Regions from separate parts of the Homo sapiens genome. Here region 1 is linked to region 2. Evidence: chromatin contacts called from ENCODE Hi-C or POLR2A ChIA-PET data. All regions are on one chromosome and are shown on one strand. The core of a region is the stretch at or near the end of the contact, and the rest is flanking DNA. Distances in the headings are between cores, read along the strand shown. Region 1 has its middle 9.1 kb from the start of IGSF23. Region 2 has its middle 8.1 kb from the start of CBLC.

What was found. A loop is a pair of places that touch in the nucleus more often than their neighbours do. ChIA-PET counts read pairs that join two places held with the same protein, here RNA polymerase II (POLR2A). Pooled maps may share reads with other maps.
Region 1: POLR2A ChIA-PET joins it to region 2 with 11 read pairs in BJ. The contact joins two enhancer-like sites. A Hi-C loop is called at or near these places in 1 of 50 pooled maps. POLR2A ChIA-PET finds 5 or more read pairs at or near these places in 7 of 52 experiments (A673, BJ, H1 and 4 more).

What each region holds. Positions count from the first base shown.
Region 1 is chr19:44,602,136-44,606,808 of GRCh38, reverse strand. No RefSeq gene overlaps it. Among named protein-coding and RNA genes, the nearest start is that of IGSF23, 9.1 kb to the left of the region's middle. Within about 2 kb of position 3,413, at least 2 of the 41 ENCODE cell types and tissues checked have a DNase peak (open chromatin) inside an H3K27ac peak, as active enhancers do.
Region 2 is chr19:44,767,465-44,772,122 of GRCh38, reverse strand. No RefSeq gene overlaps it. Among named protein-coding and RNA genes, the nearest start is that of CBLC, 8.1 kb to the left of the region's middle. Within about 2 kb of position 1,387, at least 4 of the 41 ENCODE cell types and tissues checked have a DNase peak (open chromatin) inside an H3K27ac peak, as active enhancers do.

The DNA of each region.
Region 1 (4,673 bases), core at 2,164-4,663, 170 kb after region 2:
GCCCAGGTAATTTTTTGTATTTGTAGTAGAGATGGTGTTTCACCGTGTTAGCCAGGATGGTGTCGATCTCCTGACCTCGTGATCTGCTCACCTCAGCCTCCCAAAGTGCTGGGATTACAGGCGTGAGCCACCGCGCCCAGCCAACCTTGGGATTTTGTAGACAGAAAAGTGTATTGCAAGGCTGTCAAGCAAGGAGATAGGAGTCAGGCTCAAATATATCTCCCTGAGCTAGGGGTTGGGACAGGTTTTATAGTCCCAAGGGTAATGAGGCATGATCTGATTGGATCTTGCCTTATTGTGAACATTTCCCAAACCTCAGTGTTTCTCGTACTACATTTGTAATTATTTGCAGGGAGGCATGATCTGATTGGATCTTGTAATGAGGTGATGTGGGGAGGCATGATTTGATTGGACCGTGCCCTGGGGTGATGCCAGGGCTCAATGTGATTGGATCCTGGATCCCGCCATGCAGTGTCCACTTCTTAATTCAATCCTCACTTCCCAGTCTGAGTACTTGGGTTTCAGTCAAGGTTGCACGTTTGGTTCACCTGGGCATGCTTAGGTTATGGACCTTCAACCTGGGAGTCCGTGGCAACTGAAAAACAACTTACAGCTTTGTTACATAAAAGTTGAATCAGATTGGTCTGGTGTGGTTACAAATGCCCCTATATTTCCCAGTCGAAGGCATCCCCTGCCCCTCCTAGAGGTTTTGGAAATCTCTTCCTACAATTTGATTTTGTGTGTGTGTGTGGAGATGGGATCTCATTTTGTTGCTCAGGCTGGTTTTGAACTCAGGGCCTCAAGTAATCCTCCCACCTCAGCCTCCCAAAGCACCGGGATTATAGGCATGAGCCACTGTGCCCAGCCCATCTTCCTACAGTTTGGTTGTCACAATGCCTGAGGATGAAACAGTAGTGACATTTATTGGGCAAAACCTCCTGCAATAATAGGTGGGACTGTCCCATACAACAGAAACTTGTCTCAGCTAAAATATTAATACTGCCCCAGTTAGAAATCTGAAGTTGGAATAAAACTTTTGGCTTTTGTCCCCTGCTATGAGTTTGATGAGTCTGGGAGAAGAAAATGAGCTTACTTGGCTCAGATCCTCTCCTCCCATTTTTGGATTTACCTGTCTCCAGAACGACTACAGTTTGGTCTGCTTCCTCCTACTATGTGATAATGTACCTGCCTTAGCAGAGGAAGCAACTATTGGGGTTGTAAATATATATGGCAGAGAAGCTAGTGGTGCCTCCCCAATCTACGAGTCCTTTCATAGTTAGAGGAGTTTAAGTTTGGCCAATGGTTGCCTGGAATAAAGACTAAATTTCCCAGCCTTCCTTGCAGCAGCTGTAGTCACGTGAGCATGTTCTGGTGAATGGTATGTGAACAGAAGAGTTGTGTGCCATTTCTGGGTCATGCCCTTCAATAAAGTTCTCCCTTTCTTGTTTTCCCTACCTTCAGGTGGAAGTGGGGACATGCTGGGGGATCTGGGAACAAGTGTGCGACACGCTAGGGGCCCTGGGAACAAGCGTGTCGATGAAAACCCTCTAAAATATATACATTTTTTGAGACAGAGTCTTGCTCTGTCACCCAGGCTGGACTGTAGTGGCACAATCTTGGATCACTGCAACCTCCGCCTCCTAGGTTCAAGCAATTCTCGTGCCTCAGCTTCCCGAGTAGCTGGGATTGCAGGGGTGTACCACAACGCCCAGCTAAGTTTTTTGTATTTTTAGTAGAGACAGGGTTTCACCATGTTGGCCAGTCTGGTCTCGAACTCCTGACCTCAGGTGATCTGCCCACCTTGGCCTCCCAAAGTGCTGGGATTACAGGCATGAGCCACTGTGCCTGGCCCTGTAAAATATTTTAAGAGATTTATTCTGAGCTAAATATGAGTGACCATAGCCCATGACACAGCCCTCAGGTGACCCTGAAAACATATGGCCAAGATGTTTGGGGTGTAGCTTTGTTTTATACATTTTAGGGAGACACGAGACATCAATCAAAACATTTAAGATATACATCGGTTCAGTCCAGAAAGGTGGGATAACTGAAAGTGGTGGGGGAGGGGCTTCCATATAGGTCGATTGAAAAATTTTTCTATTGGCAATTGGTTGAAAGAGTTATTATCAATAGAAAGGACTGTCTGAGTTATGATAAGAGGTTGTGGAGACCAGAGTTTTATGATGCAAATGAAGCCTCCAGGTAGCAGCCTTCAGAGAGAATGGATTGTAAATGTTTCTTATCAGACTTCAGGTCTGTGTCGATGTTAAATGCTGGTCTGTTTTTCCTGAACTCCAAAAGGGATGCGGCCATAATGAAGCACTCATACAGGAGCTAGAAAGAAATTGTTTAGGCAGATAGTAAGGGCAACAGAGTCTGTGGTGGAATTTCCCTTTTAACAAAAAGCCGCCCCAAAGTCACGTCTTTTATACAAAGAGCATCCTGAAAAACTGAGCTGTAAACATAGATAACCAAAGTAGTGGCTCGCTTGGGTGAATGCCGGCAGCTGTGCCAATAGAATAGGGCTACCTGGAGGCCAGGTATGTTCAACATGGAGGCTTTATCCTCCCTTTTCTTTGTCACCACATGTACAGTAAAAAAAAAGCAGGCAACATGGCACAGGCCAGGTAGACAGCCCATCTGCATAATAAAAGATTGGGGTGGGGTGGCCAGCTTTTTCAGGAGCTATGCAAAAGGCACACCTAACCCTAACCAGCTCTTTGCATGCTATACAAATGGCACACCTGGTTCGACCAATATTTTGTGCCCTATGTAAATCAGACACTGCCTTTTCAAACTCATCTATAAAACCTCCTGCACTTCACCATGGACCGGAAAACCCTCTTGGGACCCCCCTCTCTCTGCAGAAGACAGCAAAATTTTCTCTTTATTTCACCTATTAAACCTCTGCTCCTAACCTCACTCCTTGTGGGTCCACATCCTTGATTTCATTGGCTTGAGGCAACGAATCTCGGGTATTACCCAAGACGAACAACCCTGCTTCAGCACATCCAACCCCAACCCCCATCCCACCCGTCATGGGCTGAACCAGTCTTTCAGGTTAAATTTGGAGTGGCCTGGCCAAGGAGGGAGTCCGTTCAGATGGTTTAGGTGTGTGGTAGGTGGCGGCTTTGAGTTGTATTTTTGGTTTACAAGCTCAGCATCATAGGGATAGCAGAGAACAAGATGGAAGAGCACAGACTCATGATACCCTCACAAAGCAGAACTGCATACCAGCTAGGACTGTTACAGGAGAGAGAAATTCATTTCTATGGAATTTAAGCCATTGCTATTTTTAATCTATCACCAGCATCCAAACTTACATCCTATGTTGATATTTAGATTGGAGGCGACAGGAAGCAAAGGAGGTGATGACAAACCCATTGGGCTACACAGCTTGGCCACATTCCCTGATATTGCGTATTGCTTAGGAAATACTGATGACATGCTGATCTGTCTCTCTCTCTCAGTTGGTTCTGACTTCTGGCCAGGACTAAGGATGTCATTTGTTGATGAAAAAAGCTAAACTCTAAAATATTTGAAAATATTTATTCTTAGCCAAATGTGAGGACCATGACCTATGACACAGCTTCAGGAAATCCTGAGAATGTGTGCCCCAGATGGTTGGATTACAGCTTGATTTTGTACATTTTAGGGGGACAGAAGTTACAGGCAGACATCAGTCAGTACACGTAAGGTATACGCTGATTCAGCCCAGAAAGGTGGGACAACTTGAAGTGGGGCAGAGGGGTTACAGGTCATAAATGGATTCAAAGATTTTCTGATTGGCAATTGGTTGAAAGAGTTAAGTTATCATCTCAAGACCTGGAATCAATAGAAAGGAATGTCTGGGATAAGATAAGTTGTTGTGGAGACTAAGGTTCTTTTTTTTTTTTTTTTTTTTTTTGAGACAGAGTCTTGCTCTGTTGCCCAGGCTGGAGTGCAGTGGCGTGATTGCGATCTCGGCTCACTGCAACCTCTGCCTCCCAGGTTCAAGCAATTCTCCTGCCTCAGCCTCTTGAGTAGCTGGGATTACAGGCACCCGCCACCAATGTCTGGCTAATTTTTTATATTTTTAGTAGAGATGGGGTTTTGCCATTTTGGCCAGGCTGGTCTCGAACTCCTGACCTCAAGTGATCTGCCTGCCTTGGCCTCCAAAAGTGTTGGGATTACAAACGTAAGCCACCACACCCGTTTAGATTTTTTTTGAGATACCACTGAAACAGTGTCATTGCCTGGGGTAAATACCCGAGATTCGCTGTCTCACAGCCACAGAAAACTAGGACATGGACCACCAGAGTAAGATTAAGAGGGGAAGTTTAATAGGTGAAAGAAAGAGAAGAGCTCTCTGCACAGAGAGGGGTTCTGGAGAAAATAGGTTGCCACTTTGGCAGTGAAATGCAGAAGGTTTTATAGATGAGATTGAGGAGGCTGTGTCTGATTTACATAGGACACGAAAGATTGGTCGGACCAGGTGTGCCATTTGCATAGCACATGATGAACTGGTTAGGACTAAGTGTGCCGTTTGCATAGCGCGCAAAGAAGCTGGCTGCCCCACCCAGCTTCATTATGCAGATGGGTTGTCTACCTGGCCAGTGCCATGTTGCCTGCTTTTTTTTTTTTAACCGCACATGTGGTAACAAACAAAAGGGAAGATGGAGCCTCCAGGTTGA
Region 2 (4,658 bases), core at 138-2,637:
TTGCATTGAGCTGAGATCGCGCCACTGCACTCCAGCCTGGGCGACGGTGCGAGACTCCATCTCAAAAAAAAAAAAAAAAAAAAAAAAAAGCTACAAGAGAATAATTGTGATGTTCTAAACACAAAGAAAAGATAAACGAGGTGATGGATATCCCAGTTACCCTGATTTCATCATTGCACATTGTATACATGTATCAAAACATCACATGTACCCCCACAATATGTACAACTATGTTATGTCCAAAAATACAAAAAAGGGAGAGTATGTTATGGGTTGTCTAGAGCTGGAAGGGTGTTGAGGGGAAATAGGGAGTGACTACTAATGGGTATGAGGTTTCTTTTTGGGGTGAACAACTGTTTTAAAATAGAATCTGGTGAGGCAGGCATGGTGGCTCACGCCTGTAATCCCAGCACTTTGGGATGCTGAGGCAGGTGGATTGCTTGAGCTCAGGAGTTCGAGACTAGCCTGGGCAACACAGTGAAACCCTGTCTCTACTAAAGTATAAAAAATTAGCCGGGCATGGCGGCATGCACCTGTAATCCTAGCTACTCGGGAGGCTGAGACAGGAGAATGGCATGAACCTGGGAGGCAGAGGTTGCAGTGAGCTGAGACTGAACCATTGCACTCCAGCCTGGGCGACAGAGCTAGACTCCATCTCAAAAAAAAAAAAAAAAAAAAAAGTCTGGTGATAATTGCACTATTTTGTGAATATACTAAAGTCACTGAATTGTACACTTTTTAAAATTTTATTTTTATTTTTATAGAGACGAGGTCTCTCTGTGTTGCCCAGGCTGGTCTTGAACTCCTGAGTTCAAGTAATTCTCCCACCTCGGCCTCCCAAAGTGGTGGGATTACAGGCATGAGCCACTGCGCCCGGCCAGAATTGTACACTTTAAAGAGGTAAATTGTATGGTATACACATTATATCTCAATAAAACAGTTAGGCTGGATGAAAAAGCCAAATACCGCTCATTCTTACTTGTAAGTGGGAGCTAAACGTTGAGTACTCAGGGACATAAAGATGGCAACAATAGAAACTGGGGACTGCTAAAGTGGGGAGGGAAGAAGGGAGGGGGCAAGGGTTGAAAAACTGTTGGGTACTATGCTCAGTACCTGGGTGACGGGATCAGTCGTACCCCAAACCTCAGCATCATGCAATATACCCAGGTAACAAGCCTGCACATGTACTCCCTGAATCTAAAATGAAAGTTGAAAAAAATAAAACGAAATAAAGCTATTGAATAAAAAGTGGAGACCTGAGGATAGCCACAAGAGGGCGCTCTGAGCACAGAGTTACCACCTCCCTTGGGAACGGAGTTTCTCGGCCACGCCTCAAACTATGGCCATACCTTCGAGGCCCTGGCCACGCCTCTGGGACTGTGGTCCCACCCCCAAGGGCCTAGCCCCACCCCTACACCTTAACCACACCCTCAGGTCCTGGTCACACCCTCAAAGCAGTGTCTGAAGCAGCCCATTCACGCCCCCAGCTCCCCAGACTCTGACCACAAATGCATGCACAGACTTAGAGATACTCGGAAACACAGAACCTTAAACCATAGACTTTTCTTTTCTTTTTTTTTTTTTTTGAGACTGAGTCTCGCTCTGTCGCCCAGGCTGGAGTGCAGTAGCGCGAACTCTAGTCACTGCAACCTCCGCCTCCCGGGTTCAAGCGATTCTCGTGCCTCACGCTCCCGAGTAGCTGGTATTACAGGCGCATCTCACCACACCTGGCTAATTTTTTGTATTTTTAGTAGAGACGGAGTTTCACCATGTTGGCCAGGCTGGTCTCGAACTCCTGACTTCAAGTGATCTGCCCGCCTCGGCCTCCCAAAGTGCTGGGATTACAGGCGAGAGCCACCGCGCCTGGCCAAAATCACAGACTCTTAAACCATGACTTTTACTTTGAAATCATTTGTTTTTCTTTTGAAATTATTTTAAAGTTACAGAGAAGTTGCAAGAATAGTTTCAGACATTACGTCCCTTTGCCTCTAAATGCTTCAGTTGCATTTCCAAGTGTAAGGACGTTCTCTTACACCACCACAGTACAGAGGAGCAGTGTACATTTCTCAGTGACAGTAGTATCCAACAGTGCAGCCTGTATGCAAATTGCCAGCTGTCCCCAAACTATCTGTCATAGCAAAAAGTTTTCATCTCTTCGGTTTCCTTCAGTCTGGTACGGTTCCTTGGCCTTTCTTTGTTTTTCATGGAATTGACATTTTTGAAGATTATAGGCTAGTTCTTTTGGAGAAGGTCTCCTTGATTTGGGTTTGTGTGATGTTTCCTTGTGATTAGATTCTGGTGGCAGGAGTGTTACAGAAGTGATGCTGTGTCCTTCTCTGTACATGATATCAGGAGGCACACGATGCTGGTTGTCCCAAGAATGCTGACAGATTTGGTCGGTTGGTTATGGTGAATCATGGAATCCCAGACCTATCGATTCACCAAGTCAGTCTCTTCCATCCCTGGGCCACAGTTTCCCTTTCTATAAAGTAAAAGTCTGGCTTATGTGAAGGTCTGAAAACACACTTAAAGAACAGATGTGTTCGGCTGCGCGGTGGCTCATGCCTATAATCCCAGCACTTTGGGAGGCCGAGGCGGGCGGATCATGAAGTCAGGAGATCGAGACCATCCTGGCTAACACGGTGAAACCCCATCTCTACTAAAAATATAAAAAATTATCCGGGCGTGGTGGCGGGCGCCTGTAGTCCCAGCTACTTGGGAGGCTGAGGCAGGGGAATGGCATGAACCCAGGAGGCGGAGCTTGCAGTGAGCTGAGATCACGCCACTGCACTCCAGCCTGGGCGACAGAGCGAGACTCCGTCTCAAAAAACAAACAAACAATGAAAAAAAGAAAAGATGTGTTCTGTTTACCTCTCACACTCTTTTTTTTTCTTTTTGTTTTTTGAGACAGTCTCCCTCTGTCGCCCAGGCTGGAGTGCAGTGGCTGAATCACAGCTCACTGCAACCTCTGCCTCTGGGTTCAAGCAATCCTTCTACCTCAGCCTCTCAAGTTGGTGGGTGCCACCATACCTGGCTAATTTTTGTAGAGATGGGATTTTGCCATGTTGCCCAGGCTGGTCTTGAACTCCTGGCCAATCCACTCACCTTGGCCTCCCAAAGTGCTGGGATTACAGGTGTAAGCCACCGTCCCCTGACTCTGTGTGTGTGTGTTTGAGGCAAAGTCTCTCGCTGTCACTCAGGCTGGAGTGCAGTGGCATGGTCACAGCTCACTGCAGCCTCAACCTCCTGGGCTTAAGCGATCCTCCCACCTCAGCCTTCTGAGTATCTGGGACTGCAGGCACGTGCCACCATGTTCGGGGTTAGAGCCGGGGTCTACCCATGTTGCCCAGGATGGTCTTGAACTCCAGGGCTCAGTCTGTCCTCCCACCTCAGCCTCCCAAAGGGTTGGGATTACAGGTGTGAGCCACTGTGCCCGGCCAATGCTCTTAAAGTCACTTTTTGGAATGTCCCAGGCATTTAGAATCTGGCAGATTTCACACACGCATCTAGGAGAGATGTCCTCTGTCTTTCTGGGTTTACTCAATGTGGTGAGGACAAGCGAGTGGAGCCCCGAGAAATGCATTGAAGGTATGACTTCTGGCGTTAGAGCTGTCCCCGGAATGCTGGGACTGTCACCCATGAGGAGCTTTGGAAGTTGAGGGGTGAGTGATTGAATTATTATTATTATTTTTCTGTCACCCAGGCTGGAGTGCAGTGGCACGATCTTGGCTCACTGCAACCTCCCCCTCCCAGGTTCAAGCAATCCTCCCACTTCAGTCTCCCTAGTAGCTGGGACTACAGATGTGTGCCACCATATCCAGCACATTTTTGTATTTTTAGAACAGACGGGGTTTCACCATGTTGGCCAGGCTATGAGTGCTTAATTCTGTGAAGGCTGGGAGGCTGGAGACCCCAAGCAGGACCCTTCCTCCATCTTTGGAGTCTGCCTTTCTCCAGCGGAAGGGGGAAGACTGTGGAAGGACATGTGCCTAGTCCCAAGGTCTAGGAGGCTGAGTGGGGATTTCCATGTGTACAGAGGCCAGATCCCTTGTTTTAGAGAAGTTACTTATAAAGTTCAGTGCTGGGTTCAGCTCTCAAGCCCCGGGACGGTTTCTCATACACGAAAAGCCACATCACCCACAGCCTAGACCCACAAGCACAAGAGGACTTCCAACACACTCCAGACTGATGATGGGCCAGGTCCTGGGCTAAGTGCCTGACACTCACACTCTCATTAAATGCCCAACAACCCATCAACCCCAAGGGGTCGGGGGGATTCCCTTCTTACAGGTGAGGAAACTGAGGCTCAGTGTGGTGAAGTCACTTCACCTTGAGTCATTTAGTCATTTGGTGGCAGAGCCCTGGTTGTGACAGATACATGTGCGGCCCCTCAATAACCATTCTCTCCTCTTCCTTTTGTAGCAGAACCCCTGAATTTTGGCTGGGTACATGCTGCCCAGATAAAACCACATTTCCCAGCCTCTGTTGTGATAGGTGTGGTCATGTGACTAAATTCTGGCCAAATAGGATGTGATGTGTATGATGTGTATGACTTCTGGGTTGTAGCTTTAAAGGTAGGGGCATGCGATTGACTTTTGTTTCTTCTTCCCAGTGGTTGGAATGTGGATGTGATGGTGGGAGCTGGAGCAGCCATTTTG